Linked DNA regions of Homo sapiens: all the other regions are linked to region 3. A link is an interaction called in ENCODE POLR2A ChIA-PET data of the cell type or tissue named here. Cell type or tissue: MCF 10A. All regions are shown on one strand. Region 1 holds the start of CAPNS2 (calpain small subunit 2). Region 2 overlaps LPCAT2 (lysophosphatidylcholine acyltransferase 2). Region 3 has its middle 6.9 kb from the start of MMP2.

Evidence for each region. Peaks named below come from ENCODE experiments on the same cell type or tissue, not always from the same donor. Only the 100,000 strongest peaks of a DNase experiment are listed, where the experiment ranks them.
Region 1: POLR2A ChIA-PET joins it to region 3 with 5 read pairs; 3 of 35 experiments call an interaction of 5 or more read pairs at or near these places.
Region 2: POLR2A ChIA-PET joins it to region 3 with 6 read pairs; 3 of 35 experiments call an interaction of 5 or more read pairs at or near these places.

Annotation. Positions count from the first base shown.
Region 1 is chr16:55,566,172-55,571,171 of GRCh38, reverse strand. The region is part of intron 11 of LPCAT2 (lysophosphatidylcholine acyltransferase 2); the gene reads right to left. It overlaps CAPNS2 (calpain small subunit 2), which reads right to left and starts at 4,488. Exons shown (of 1, transcript NM_032330.3): 1 at 3,485-4,488. The coding sequence starts at 4,415. The coding sequence ends at 3,669. In MCF 10A, no CTCF peak of the experiment used is centred here; DNase peaks (open chromatin) are centred at 2,841 and 3,581.
Region 2 is chr16:55,559,970-55,564,969 of GRCh38, reverse strand. All of the region lies in intron 11 of LPCAT2 (lysophosphatidylcholine acyltransferase 2), which reads right to left. Among named protein-coding and RNA genes, the nearest start is that of CAPNS2, 4.2 kb to the left of the region's middle. In MCF 10A, no CTCF peak of the experiment used is centred here; no DNase peak of the experiment used is centred here.
Region 3 is chr16:55,469,846-55,474,845 of GRCh38, reverse strand. No RefSeq gene overlaps it. Among named protein-coding and RNA genes, the nearest start is that of MMP2, 6.9 kb to the left of the region's middle. RefSeq lists enhancers at 1-418, 3,303-4,193, 4,194-5,000. In MCF 10A, no CTCF peak of the experiment used is centred here; DNase peaks (open chromatin) are centred at 2,185, 3,195 and 4,055.

The DNA of each region.
Region 1 (5,000 bases), 96 kb before region 3:
TCATGTGGAATTAGATACTCTTTATAACTTTTTATGTTTAGTAAAATTTAAGGATATGGTTTTGAATACATTTTGCAATGATAAACTCCCAAGAAGAGGGACTATTTTTCCTTCTGATGTTATAACTGAAATATATCATCCCTGTAAATGAGAGATAATCAGTGTTGTCAAAATAATTTTAAAACGTTTACATAAAACAGAATTTACTTGGCAGCAACCAACAGAAAAAAGTCTTCACATCGTCAGAGATACTCTATAAATCCAAAGGAGTATTATTATTAAAATACAGTAAATTCTGAGCTGTACAGAAGAGTACAGGAAGAAGTATTCGATTTAACTGAATATTCTAAGAGCATATTTCTACCCATATACATAATTGAATCAGTTTCTAGGAATAAAATTGTTTTAATATACTTAAATATTTTTAAAAAGCAATTCTGAAGGTTCTTCAAGATCAGTAGGCACATTAGATATCCATACTTTGTAAGTGCCTCCACAAATATTTTTTAAGTCCCCACTATACGGGTAGTTGTTTAATACTACTGATAAGATTTTTTTAAATAATTGTTTTTTCAAGACAGGGTCTCCCTATGTCACTCAGGCTGGACCCCCCGGGCTCAAGCGATCCTCCGCCTCAGCCTCCCAAGTAGCAGGGACTACAGGTGTGCGCCAACTTGCTTGGCTAGTTGTGGGGATTTTTTAAATTTTTTTGTTGAAACGGGGTTTTGCCATGTTGCCCAGGCTAGTCTTGAACTACTGGGCTCAAAGCAATCAGCCCACCTCAGCCTCCCAAAGTGCTAAGATTACAGGCATGAGCCACCATGCCTAGCCAGTACTGATAAGATTTCTGACTGGGGTAGCTAGATAAACCAACTTTTAAAAACACATGCACCGCTACCCAAAAATATTTTTAAAGTGACCTTTAAGATCACATAAAAATTTTGAATGTTTCTGGTAGTTTGCTGTTCATAGTTACAGAGCACATGATTCTTTTTCCTTTTTTATAGGTTATAAAATTTAGTGGATTATATCAAGATAAAGTTACTTTTCAAAATCACATGGGATCTTTTGAAATTTAAAAATGTAGATGTATAATTTCACATATTTTTATCACTGAGTATGATTTTCAATTTACATTGATTAAATTACTTAATGTCAGAAATTTAAGAATAATGGCATGGAGTTATATGAATTATATAAATCTTAGGCTATAAATAGTCTTGCATATAGAGCAGGCAAATTTTTAAAAAGGTGTCAAGTTAAATATTGCTTCTAACATTAAAAATGTGCCTTTAAAACATCAAATATTGAATGAAAACTAAGAAATTCAATCACTTGCTAGGCTATTGGTTCTACACAATGCTAAATATTTGGTTACTTGGAAAAAGTCCAGATTTTTTAGTTCTAGTATCCACTCTGATGTCTGAGGTTACTTATACAAATTCAGAAGAGAAAAGGAGAGAAACTTAGGTAATTTCAGGGTGTTTTTCCATGAGCATGCTGGAAGAGAATTGTAAAAGTAGGTAATCCCTCAACTTGAGAAGCAAGGGCAATAATACCACTCCTAGTGTGAGATGATTGTTTTAACTTTTATGAAACATTTACAATAAAGTGAGGAACAAAAATGTGGTTACATTGTTCTTTCCACAACCATCCTATGGAAAGGTTAAATTATAAACCTAATATTCTGAGAATTTAAAAGATGTCTGGCAGCTTTCCCCTTTCTTGGCTACTTTACTACATCCATGCCTAACATATTCCTGGACTTATTCTAAAATAGAGAGATTGTTATTAATGTGTGGTTGCTGGCAGCAGCCTCCTTCTTATGTAACCACACCTGGTCTAAGTAGCACACCAGACCAAGGTTAAATTACAAGTCCCTTGAGGAAAGTGGATGTGATCTCTGTGCTTGGCTCAGTTCAGAATTATATGTGTGTGGTGTTTCATAAATATTGTATGATGGTGATGATGGTGAACACAAAGGTCAAAAGCCAACCTCTCCACATTTCACTGGGGATTTCTAACAGGAAGCTGAGGGATGTTAACAGGCTAGTTACATCATTTCCATAGTTACAACTTTCTTCTAAATGAGTCCAAAGAGGAAGGAAGAATTTATCTGCAAACTCGGGATGACCCTCCAAAGTAGCCTGGGATAGAGACAATGCATTAAAAATCAGAGAAGCAGAATGGGTAGAGACCAATTAAATAGCAGACAGAGGAACCAAGCACTTGCAAATGTAGCCTCTCTAGCTGTGTCTACTGGCACCGGAATCCTGGATTCTGTTTGCTCTGCTATATTAGCCTATTATCAAAATTATAAAGCCAAACCAAGGTCTGTACGCAAGAAAGGCACAACTACCCCAGCTTTTGGGTGGCATTTTCTTGGTATTTCTATCTTCCTTCTCCTGAATGCTGGCAACACTGACTCTCCTGCATGGCCTTAGTTTTGGCTGAGACAGGCTTGAAAAATACTGTGAGGTGGCCCTACTTCAAAGCAATCAAGGCTGTCAACCTTGGCTGATCATTAGAATCACTTGGGGAGCTTTAAACATATTCATCTCTGGGCCCCACCTCTAAAAAGTCTTATTTAACATATTTGGAGACTCAAGTATTAGTATTCCTAAAGAGCTCTCCCAGTGATTCCAAATTGCAGCCAGGGCTGAGAATAATTGCAATAGTCAGCAATATGTGTTCTCTATATTGGTTTACATTCCATTTAACTGATTACTGTTCATGTGTTTTTCTTTTTTTGTTTTTCTTTGTTTGCTGCTTATTTCCTGCCTGTAGTTTTCAAAGATGAACAAAAGAATTTTCCTTGCTCTAAGGCAGGACAAGACACGACAAGAGCTGGCTAACGTCAACAGGGCATGCCTGATTTTGTATGAAGTACGTGTAAGAGCAAACATTTTGATTCATTAAGGCAGCTAGAGACATTTTTGAACTATGAGCATATTGTTTTATTCCTCAATGTCTTTGACTCTCTTTACAAATGTATCAAAACAAAATTGCTAGTGCTTTTTTTTACTAAAGAAACAGAATTAAAGAACTTTAGAATTTTAGATAGTAGCTCCATCATTTAAAAAAATGCTACCCTTATATAAAACTGCTTAATTTCATTGTCTGAACCTGTTTCTTTATGGTTAAATAAGTTTCCTAAAAAGCACTTTTCATTTTTTTACATAATGGGAAAACCAGGTATAAAATTACAAGAAAAACAGATTTTGAACCTCTCTCCTCAACTTTTTAAAATGGAAAATGTATCTCCTGAGGGCTTTCTTGATTTATTCTAGGATTAAAAAAATTCATTCTTAACAACAATAACAACAATAATAAAGTTCCTACTCCTTGGAATTTATTCACTAAATAAGCAACACCTTTTAAAATCTACTCCATTAGAACTCTACCCCACAACCTCCCCACCATATATATGCAAGTCCATATAAATCCAAATCTCAAAAAGCTGATATACAAACCACTCAGAACATTTTTCGTGAAATATCTGTTTTAATTCAGCAGTAAAAGGCAGCACATGATCAGAAATATGTAGGGTTGTGAAAGAGCTTGCCAGGAAATGAGAGCTGTTGCACAGGGTATCAGCAACTGTGTACAGCTTGGCAAGGTTTTCAGTCCTGTCCTCCAGGGAGGATCTTGACTTCTCAGTTCCCACTTCAGGAATACATGGTCAACTGCAGCCATTCTTTGATAGACACTTGAATCAGGCCATCTCTATCTCTATCCAGAGACTTGAAGGCACGAAACATGGCATCCAGGCGGACCAAGCAGCTGATGAAATTGTTAAAATCCATATCTCCATCTTCATTAGCATACCGGCGGACAATCATTTGGTAAAGTTGTTCATTTAGCTGGAAGCCTGCGGCCTGCAGAGCTCCCCGCAGCTGAGAACTTCCCAGAGACCCAGAATGGTCCCTGTCATACTGCTTATAAACACACTGCCATTTCTTGATGTTGTTCCACAGATACTTAAATTCTTCAAAGCCCAGCTTACCAGTCGTGTCACTGTCCATGACAGACACAATGCTCCGGCAGGTGTCAAGACTAAAACCGTCAGTCTTAAGATCTTTGTGCTTAGAAAGGACTTTGTTGAGAATATTCATCAGATCAGTGGCACCCACCTCCATGTCTGGTCCAGCCAGCTGTGTAAATTGTTGCCGAAATCGCCTAACTTCCTCACTTTCTGAGGCCTCCACACTGGTGAAATGCTGCTGAGTGGGAGGCGGTTCTGGAGTATACTGAGCTGCTGCAGCCTCACTGATAAAATTCACAATTCCTCCAACTATCCCTCCAATATTTCTTCCTCCTCCTTCTCTTCTCTGACCACCTCCTCCAAAGAGGCCTCCAAGAGCTTCTCCAAGACCTCGATCTGCTCCTTCCAATAGAGCCTTTGCAAGAAACATGCTTTCAGTTTAACAAGCAAATGCGGCAGCAATCTTAGAGATGGTATGAAAAAAGATGAAATGGAGTTCAAGTAGTTTACATGTGGAAGAACTGGCTTTTCTTTACCTGCTTACACTGCACCACGCCCCATGATGTGATGTTTCACATCCTACTGAAGATACCTGAGTTCCATGAGGTCCTAGCACCTGCCATATTTTACAAGGCCTCAATAAAATTGTTTTCACTCTTCCAGATACTTATAAATTATAGTATGTAGGACACCTTAGGATAATAGTTTTAAAGAAAAAATATTAAAGTATGCATTTTTATGTCATTGATTTCTTAGTCCTCTGTCTCAGCACCTAAAAAATGATGTGCATTTTCCTAACAGGAAAAAGGTAAATGATGCAAGGAAATCAAAAATTTATTCTCTAAGAAATATTTATTGTTAGAATAGAATTGAAGAAATCTTGGGCATTGGAAGAATATTTAATCCTCTTCCTTTAGCAAAGATTCTCAAAATCCAGTAGTCTTAAGAAAAATTTAGAAGGGAGATTTTTAAAATGCAAGGTCCTGAATTTCCACTCCCAGAGATTCTGATTCCA
Region 2 (5,000 bases), 90 kb before region 3:
ATATTCTAGATATTAATCCCTTATCAGATATATAATTTGTAAATATTTTCTTTCATTCTGTAGGTTACCTTTCCACTCTGTTGTTAGTGTCCTTTGATGCACAAAAGTTTAAAATTTGTATGTGGTCATATTTATCTATTTTTCTTTGGCTGCCTGTGCTTTTGGCGTAATATTCAAGAAATCATTGAGAAATCCAGTGTCATGAAGCTTTTCCTCTGTTTTCACTGAAGAGTTTTATAGTTTCAGCTCTTATGTTTAGATCTTTGATCCATTTTGAGTTAACTTTTGTATATGTGTAAGTTAAGGGTCCAACTTCATTCTTTTGCATGTGGATATATAATTTTCCCAGCACTATTTGTTGAAAAGACCGTCCTTTCCCCATTGAATGGTTTTGGCATTCTTGCTGAAAATCATATGACCATATACACAAGGGTTTCTTCTGGGATCTCTATTCTATTCCATTGGCTTATATGTCTTTCTTGAAACCAGTGCTGCACTGTTTTGATTACTGTAGGTTTGAAGTAAGGTTTGAAATGAGGAAATGTCAGGCTTTCAACTTTGCTATTCTTTTTCAAGATTGTTTTGGCTATTCAGTGTCCCTTGAAATTCCCTATGAATTTTAGGATTGATTGTTCTATTTTTGTAAAGAAACATTGGGACTTTGAAAAGGATTGCTTTAAATCTGTAGATCACTGTGGGAAGTACTGACTCTTAATATTGTCTTCTAATCCATAAACATGGAATATCTTTCCATTTATTTGTCTCTTCTTCAATTTCTTTCAGCAGTGCTTTGTAGTTTTCAGTGTACAAGTCTTTAGCTTCCTTCTTGAAGTCTATTCCTAAGTATTTTAATTTTTTCTATGCCATTGTAATGGAATTGTTTTCTTAGTTTCCTTTTCAGAATTGTTCATTGTTGGTGTATAAAATGCAACTGATTTTTGTGTGTTGATTCATATCCTGTAACATTGCTAAGTCCCTTAATTAGTTCTGTGTTTTGTATGTGTGAGGGGTAATCTTTAGGGTTTTCTACAAATAAGATCATATCATTTGTTAACAGAGATAATTTTACTTCTTCCTTTCTATTTCATATGCCTCTTATTTCTTTTTCTTGCCTAACTGTTCTCGCGATGATTTCCAATACCATGTTAGTAGAAGCATGAGAGTGGGCATCCTAGTCTTATTCCTGATCTTAGAGGAAAAGCTTTCAGTCTTTTCATCACTGAACACAATGTTAGCTATCAACTTTTCATATATGGTGTTTATTATGTTGGGGCACTTTCCTTCTAGTTTGTTGTGTGATTTTATCAGGGAAGAGTACTGAATTTTGTCAAATGCATTTTCTGCATCTGTTAAGATGATCATGTGATTTTTCCCCTTCATTCTGAGAATATGCTGTGTTACATTAATTGATTTTCATATATTGAACCATCTTGCATTCCAGGAATAAATCCCACTTGATCATGGTGTATAATACTTTTAGTGTGCTGTTGAATTGTGTTTGCTAGTATTTTGTTGATTTTTGCATCCATGTTCATATGGCATATTGGTCTGTAGTTTTCTTCTCTCCAAGTGTTTTTATCTGACTTTGGCCTCATGGAATGAATCAGAAAGTATTCCCTCTTCTTTAATTATTTGGAAGAGTTTGAAAAGAACTGGTGTTAGTACTTCTTTCAATGTTTGGTGGAATTTTCCAGTGAAGCCAACTGGTCCTGGGCTTTTCTTTGTTGGGAGGTTTTTGGTTACTGATTCAATATCTTTGCTAGTTATAGGTCTATTCATATGTTTTACTTCTTCATGATTCAGTCTTGGTAGGTTGTGTAGGAATTTGACAATTTCATCTAGCTTATGCAATCTGTTGGCATACAGTTGTTCGTAGTACTCACTCATCATCCTTTTTATTTCTGTAAAATTGGTAGCAATGTCTTCTCTTTCATTTCTGGTTTTATGTGTCTAGCTTTTTCCCCCCTCAACAGTATATTTTTGAGATTTGATTTTATATTTTTAATAAGCATCTTCAGAAGTCAGTCTGTAACAGGTAGCCTGGATAATACTTTGAGAAATCCTACCTTTAATACTAGTTATAGTCAGAGTACAGGTCCTCCAGAGGTTATTGGAAGTTCTACTGGGGAACTTGGGGAAAAGTAGCTAGGACTTAATGATTAAGTCATTATATTACTTAGCATTTGGGGGTCTCAATTTCGAATCTACAAAATGATAATAATAATATCGCCCTTGCTTACTTCAAATGATTCAATCTGATTTATTATGTATCAGGACTTGGGCTCAGTACTTAGGTTACAAAGGTGAATAAAGCAGGATGGCTGTGCTCAAAAATCAAGTAGAACTACAGGAAACTGGTATAATTATAATATGAAGTCTGTGTTCACATTTCTACTATCAATACTAATCTATTATATTTGTATATATATGTTTTAGTATTTAGGTTTCATTGAATTCCTCTGAAAGATACAAATGTATTTTAGATAAGGTAAGAAAAATTCAGAAAAGTTAAGCTAGTTATCCAAGGTCACGCAGCTAGTACACTGTCCTATGATATCAAACAAGTATAGGCACACAAAAAGGGATCAATGAATTCTACTGAGGCAAAGGAAAGGAGAACATTTACCTATAGAAGAGATCATGTGTAGGCCTGACTACAGGCTGAGTCTCAGAGTTCTCCAAATAGATAAGGGATATAAAAGGACAGTCTAGCAAAAACACAGAAGAGCTAAAGGATATGAGGTATTCAAGAGATGGTGAATAGTACAATGAGATGAGACTCTATTGCTAGGAGTGATGAGAGATAAAGGGAGATCAATAAAATGGAATCAGATTGGAAGGGGGTTTGAACTGCTATGTGGCAGAGTCTCTCTCACAAGTAATTGTAGAAACTACTGACAGCTCAAATGTAAAGTCAAAAGGAGATTAGATGTGAAATTACTTTGGAAATTATGTAATTCTAGAACTGAATAATGATTATTCTAGCTATTATTAGGGAGAGAATAGTAGCCAAGGGACATCGCTCTGTCTAGGACATGAGAGCAATGTCCTGTCTTCTGCCACACTGAGTGGTTTGTGTAAAACTTTCCAACAACTGATTTTATTTCTCATAGGCACAATGAAATGGCCTCTGTGAACACCAAAAACCAAATGTCTTCTTTAACTACTCAGCAAAAGTATCACAAAAGAACTCTCTTCCTTTTAGGGAATCACAAGGGGCCATCTGGCTTTAGACAGATTTAAACCCATTCATATAAGCTTCTCTCAGAGAAAATTACATGAACTTTGTTTTTATAATATTGCAAATTAACTTGATAATATCGACTGTCATATAAAATGTGCCTCCTTGTGCCCATCTGAAGTGTTTTTTTGCTGTGGTTTAAATCCAATTCTTCTCATTTATTTTCCGTGAAGATGGAGGGCATTTGGCTAACAGTTTCTCATAAGCCATCATAGAATAAAAGACTATTATTAGATTAACAAGCTTTTTCTCCTCTGGATGATTTAATCCCCTATGGCTATTTATTAGAACATTAATAGCAACCTTAATTGCTGTCTGTGGGAACTCTACCATCCATATCTGCAAAAAAAAAAAAAAAGTATAGGAGGGGAAGAAGCCACATCTGATGGATAATTTAGTCCCAATTTGGGGAACAAAGTTATTAGACTTAAAAAGTACACAATGAGACACAATGTTATTAAAAACATTATTCAAAATAGTCCAAAAATGGAAACAACCTAAATGTTTACCAACTGGCAAATGGATAAGCAAAATACGATATATCCACATAAAAGAATACAATTTGGCAATAAAATGATGACTGATACATGCTACAAGATAGATAAACCTTAAAACATTATGCTAAGTGAAAGAAGCCAGACACAAAAGACATACATTATAGGATTCCATTTATATAAAATGTCCAGAAAAGGCAAATCTATACAGATAGAAAGTTGATTGGTGCTTGCCTAGGGCTAGGGGATAAGTAGGTGACAGGAACTAACAGTTAATGACATAAAAAATCATACTGGGGTGATGGGAATGTTCTAAAACTGCTTGAAAGTTGATGACTGCACAACTTGGTAAATTTACAAAAAAAAAATTATTGAATTGTATACTTGGGTGAATTAGGATATGTAAAATATGCCTCAAGAGAATTATTTTTTAAAAATAGTGACAGTTTGTAGTAAAAAAGAATACCAAACTAGGAATTCTAGTCTCAGTCCTGCAATTAACCAGCTGTGTGGCCTTGGGCATGTAACTTCCTCTCTTGAGCTGGCAATCTTCTGCAAAATGAAGAAGATGGGCAATTTGATACCCAAAGGTCTGTTTAGCTCTACAATTCTGTGAATCTAGATTTGTGACAGCAACATCATTCTTGTATTTAGTTTCCTTCTGGTGCCTATACCTTTTTATGCTATATGTTAATTTAATTTAATCTTTCTTTATCTGGGTCTGGTTCTACAACTTTTAAAGACATGCTCACTTACCCTTATTCCCACTTTGACATATTGTGTGGTGACTGCAACCTATTAAGTATGTTGCTTTCCAAACAGAATTCCAAGGGGAACTGAACCTCGTCTAGAATAACACAGAAGGACTCACAACTCCCACTTTAGATGAAGCCTTTCTGTCAAGTGGGGCCTTCATCTAACTGCAATATGATCTGGACCAGACCTTCCTAATTTGTTGATAAGAATGTCATGTTGGATGAAATCAAAAGCCTTTCTAGAGTCCATACAGATGAAATCTATTTGGTTTTCCTTATCATCTTGGACTGTCACTCTGTCATAGAGGGAATTTAAATTGGTCTGACACAATTTTCTTTTTACAAAGCCTTGTTCTTTACTTCCTTGTGCTCTTGGAGGAGGCCACTAATTACTCCCTTGCTCTAGTTTAAAAAGTTACATTTTAATTTTACAGTCTCCTTTCTGTTTCCTCTGTGCATCTCCCAAGTATACTTGCATTGAGAAGCCAAAAGTAAAGCATATAATTCTCA
Region 3 (5,000 bases):
TTACTAGTTAATTGTTTTGAAGTGCCACAAATGTCAGGCCTCCAAGCCCAAGCTAAGCCATCATATCCCCTGTGACCTGCACGTATACATCCAGATGGCCTGTTCCTGCCTTAACTGATGACATTCCACCACAAAAGAAGTGAAAATGGCCAGTCCCTGCCTTAACTGATGACATTACCTTGTGGAATTCCTTCTCCTGGCTCATCCTGGCTCAAAAGCTCCCCTGCTGAGCACCTTGTGACCCCCCACCCCTGCCCGCCAGAGAACAACTCCCCTTTGACTGTAATTTTCCTTTACCTACCCAAATCCTATAAAACGGCCCCACCCCTATCTCCCTTCGCTGACTCTCCTTTTGGACTCAACCCGCCTGCACCCAGGTGAAATAAACAGCCTTGTTGCTCACAGAAAGCCTGTTTGGTGGTCTCTTCAGATGGACGTGAGTGAAAACAAACTGTGCCCATATACAAGGGTGAACTAAATCACCCTTGTAAATGTGTGTGTTCTGACTGCTTTACCAACTGACTGGCCATTCCTCATTTCTCTCCCTTTCTGTGGGCCTCCCTAGACCCTACAATCAACAATATCAAAATGAGGCCAGTTAATAACTCTACAATGGCCTCTAAGTGTTCAGGTGAAAGGGATGGTTGCACATTTCTCACTTTACGTCAAAAGCTAGAAATGTCTAAGCTTAGTGAGAAAGGCATGTCAAAAGCCCAGAGAGACCAAAAACTAGGCCTCTTGCACCAGGTAGCCAAGTTGTGAATGCAAAGGAAAGCTCTTAAAGAAAATTCAAAGTGCTATCCCAGTAAACACACAAATTATAAGAAGGTGAAACAGCCTTATTGTTGATACTGACAAAGTTTGAGTGGTCTGGAGAGAAGAACAAAACAGCCATAACATTCCCTTAAGATAAAGCTTAGTCCAGAGCAAGGCTCTAACTCTCTTCAACTCTATGAAGGCTGAGAGAGGTGAGGAAGCTGCAGAAGAAAAGTTTAAGCTAGCAGAGGTTGGTTCATGAGGTTTAAGAAGAGAAGCCGTCTCCATAAGATAAAAGTGCAAGGTAAGCAGTAAGTGCTGATGGAGAAGCTGCGGCAAGTTATCCAGAAGGTCTAGCTAGGACCATTGATGAAGGTGGCTACACTAAACAACAGATTTTCAGTGTAGATGAAACAGCCTTCTACTGAAAGAAGATCCCATCTAGGACTTTTATATCTAGAGATGAGAAGTCAATGCCTGATTCAAAGGACAGGCTGACTCTCTTGTCAGGGGTTAATGCAGCTAGTGGCTTTAAGTTGAAGCCAATGCTTGCCCGCTAATTCAAAAATATTGGGCCCTTACGAAAATTTCTTTCAAACTACTACTGCTTATTGAGAAGGCACCTGGCCACCCAAGAGCTCTGATTGAGATGTATGAGATTCATGTTTTCATGCCTGCTAACACAACATCCATTCTGCAGCCCATGGATCGAGGAGTAATTCTGACTTTCAAGTCTTATTATTTAAGAAATTTATTTCATAAGGCTATAGCTGTCATACATAGTGATTCCTCTGATGGATCTGGGCAAAGTAAATTGAAAATCTTGTGAAAAGGATTAACCGTTTCAGATGCCCTTAAAAACATTCATGATTTCATCGGAGGAGGTCAAAATATCAACATTAGCAGGAGTTTGGAAGAAGTCATTTGCAACTCTCATGGATGACTTTCAGAGGTTCAAGACTTCAGTGGAGGAAGTAACTGCAGATGTGACAGAAATAACAAGAGAATTAGAATTAGAAGTGGAGCCTAAAGATGTGACTGAATTGCTATAATCTCATGATCAAACTTGAATGGATAAGGAGCTGCTTATGGATGAGCAAAGAAAGTGGTTTCTCGAGACAAAAACCTACTCTTGGTGAAGATGCTGTGAACATTGTTGAAATGACAACAAAGGATTTAGAATATTCCATAAACTTAGTTGATAAAGGAGTGGTGGCAGGGTTTGGGAGGATTTACTTGAATTTTAAAAGAAGTTCTAGTGTAGATAAAATGCTATCAAACAGCATTGCATGCTGCAGAGAAATCTTTTGTGAAAAGAACGGTCAATCAATGCAGCAAACTTTATTGTTGTCTTATTTTAGGCAATTGCCACAGCCACCCCAGCCTTCAGCAGCCACCACCCTGATCAGTTAGCAGCCATTAACAATGAGGCAACACTCTTTGCCAGCAAAAAGACTATGACTCACTGAAGGCTCAGATGATGGTGCTCTTTTTTTTTTTTTTTTTTTTTTTTTTTTTTTTTTTTTTTTACCAATCAAGTGTTTTTAAATTAGAGTATGTACTTTTTTTTAAACATAATGCTATTACACACTTAATAGACTATAATGTAATGTAAACATAACTGGTTTTTTTATAATCAGGGTCTTACTGTGTCACCAAGGCTGGAGTGCAGTGATACAATCATGGCTCACTGCAGCTTCTACCTCCTGGGCTCAAGTGATACTCCCACATCCGCCTCCCGAGTAGCTGGGACCACAGGTATGCACTACCATGCCCAGCTAATTTTTTTGATTTTTTTTGTGGAGACAGGGTCTCACTATGTTGCCCAGGCTGGTCTCAAATTCCTGGGCTTAAGCAATGTTCCCCCCTCAGCTTTCCAAATTGCTGGGATTACAAGTGTGAGCCACTATGCCCTGCCCATAACTTTTATATGTATTGGGAAACCAAAAACTGTGTGTCACTTGCTTTATTGCAATATTTGCTTCATGGTGGCTGCCTGGAATTGAACTTGCAACCTCTAGGAGTTATGCCTCTATTTGGGATGCACCTACACTTTCACCTGTAAATGAAGTTGGTCTGACCTAAGCGTGGAGCTACCTTTAAGGTTAGATAGAGGCTTCCCGAGGTTGAAGCTTCACCAATGGGAACAGAGCCAAAAAATCAGTGGAAACCCTGGACCCAGCCCTGCCTGTAGCCAGAAGTATCCTTCACTTTTTAGTTTGTGAGCCAATAAATCTCCTCCTCTCAACTTTGAGTTTTGTTTTGTTTTTTGCTTAAAGCTGCCTGGGTTGAGTTTCTGTCACTTGCAACCTGAAAGTCTTGACTGAAACAGTGAAAGACTTTAGCTGAGAAACCTCTTAGCCGAGAAACCTCCCATCTTAAAGATAAGAAACTGCAAAGCTTCTCATCTTTAAGGTCTCAGCTCCAGTGCTGCCTCCTCAGTGAAGCCTTGCTTGACTAGTCATCCCCTAAAATGAGTCACCTCTGTGTTATTTCATTTCTGGAAGCTACTGCTGTCTTGAAACAATCTTGTAACTTTTATTTCTGACTTCTTTATTGACTTCTGAACTAGAATGTCAGTTGTGTTTCCAGTACTTAGAACGGGGTTTTGCACATAGTAGGTACTCAATAAATATCTGTTGAACAAATAAATGGTTGAAGAAATGAATGATTCTTCCATACATATGAGCAGATGGAAGGGCAGGCTCAGTAAACAGAGTTAGGGCTGGTGGGGTGGTCCCCAGGGTAGAAGGAAAGGCCAGAAAGAGCATGAAGGCTACAGAGACCCTCTACCCGAGGTCCCTGCCCTCCTTGGTTTTGTCACAGGTCCCAGGTACATCTGAGAAGCATTCAAGGGCCCAAAAGTGGGCTGGAACACACAGCCCTTAAGGAGCAGAGGCAGGGCGTTCCCCAGGGCCAAGACATCCCAGAAGATTTAGGTTCTCTGCTGGGCTCCTCAACACCAGGCTCATGGATTCCAAGCTCCAGAGGCTCAGAAGTCCTGGTTACTGTTCTTAAAACCCTTTGCCAACTTTGACTTACTCTTAAATAAAACCACAACTCCTTGCCACAGCCTGCAGAACCCTCCACACCCTGCTGTGACCTCTCTGCAGCAATCGGGATCCCAGGAGGGAGCAGATGGCCCTCCCGGATAAGGATAATTCGAGGAGAGCTTACTGATGATGGATTAATTCCAAAGCACAGGGGTAGGGTATAAGGGAAGCCAAGGGGTGGCACGCAGGGACCTGGGCCAGAAGCACCAGGCCCAGAGGGCTGACCAGAGGGAGCAGTTCCTGGAACCCAAAAGGAGGGAAAATTGCACACAGCAGAGGCCATGAATGAAGCAGCCAGCCCCAGGCAACCTCCCAGGAGGAATCCGGAAATAAACACACTGACTTTATTCTCCTCTCTCCTTCTGATCTTTTGCCAGGCTTCCCATTGGCAGAACCCAGTCCATCCCAGGGAGCACAGGAGCTGGGCAATGCAGTCTGAGGGTGGGAGGTGCAGAGCCACCTGGGGAGGCAAAGAGGAGGGCCCAGCTCTGGCTTCTATCTTTGCATTCTTTCCCTTGATCTTTCAGCTTGGGCCACACTAGCCTTCTCTCTATTCCTGAAAGATAGCAACCCTGTGGTGAGGGCCATAAAGGTGGCTGCTCGGGTCTTCTTTTAAGAAAGAACTTGCAGACCGGGCTCAGTCGCTCTCGCCTGTAATCCCAACACTTTGAGAGGCCGAGGCATGTGGATCACTTGAGGTGAGGAGTTCGAGACCAGCCTAACCAACATGGTGAAACCCTATCTCCATTAAAAATTAGCCAGGAGTGGTGGTGCATGCCTGTAGTCCCAGCTACTCAGGAGGCTGAGGTGGGAGGATTGCTTGAACCCCGGAGGTGGAGGTTGCAGTGAGCCAAGATTGCGCCACTGAACTCCACCCTGGGAGACAGAACAAGATCCTGTCTCAAAAAAAAAAAAAGAAAAGAAAAGAAAAAGAAAGAACTTGCCATTCAGCAGCAGAATGCAGTGAAATGACAGCCTCAGCCTTTAAGCCTAAGCCATCCTCCTTTCAGTCAAGCCCCAGCTAATGGTTAAGCACGGCAGGGGGCTAGAGCCTGGTGTATCTGCCTAAATGTGGGACTCTATCCTTTCTCCAGAGCTCCCCATTGGGTGGGTTGATACTTTTCAGAGCTGTGTGGAGGTCTGAGATTCTCTCTTTTCAAATATGCTTCATTCCCCCTTTTTTTTCTTAGT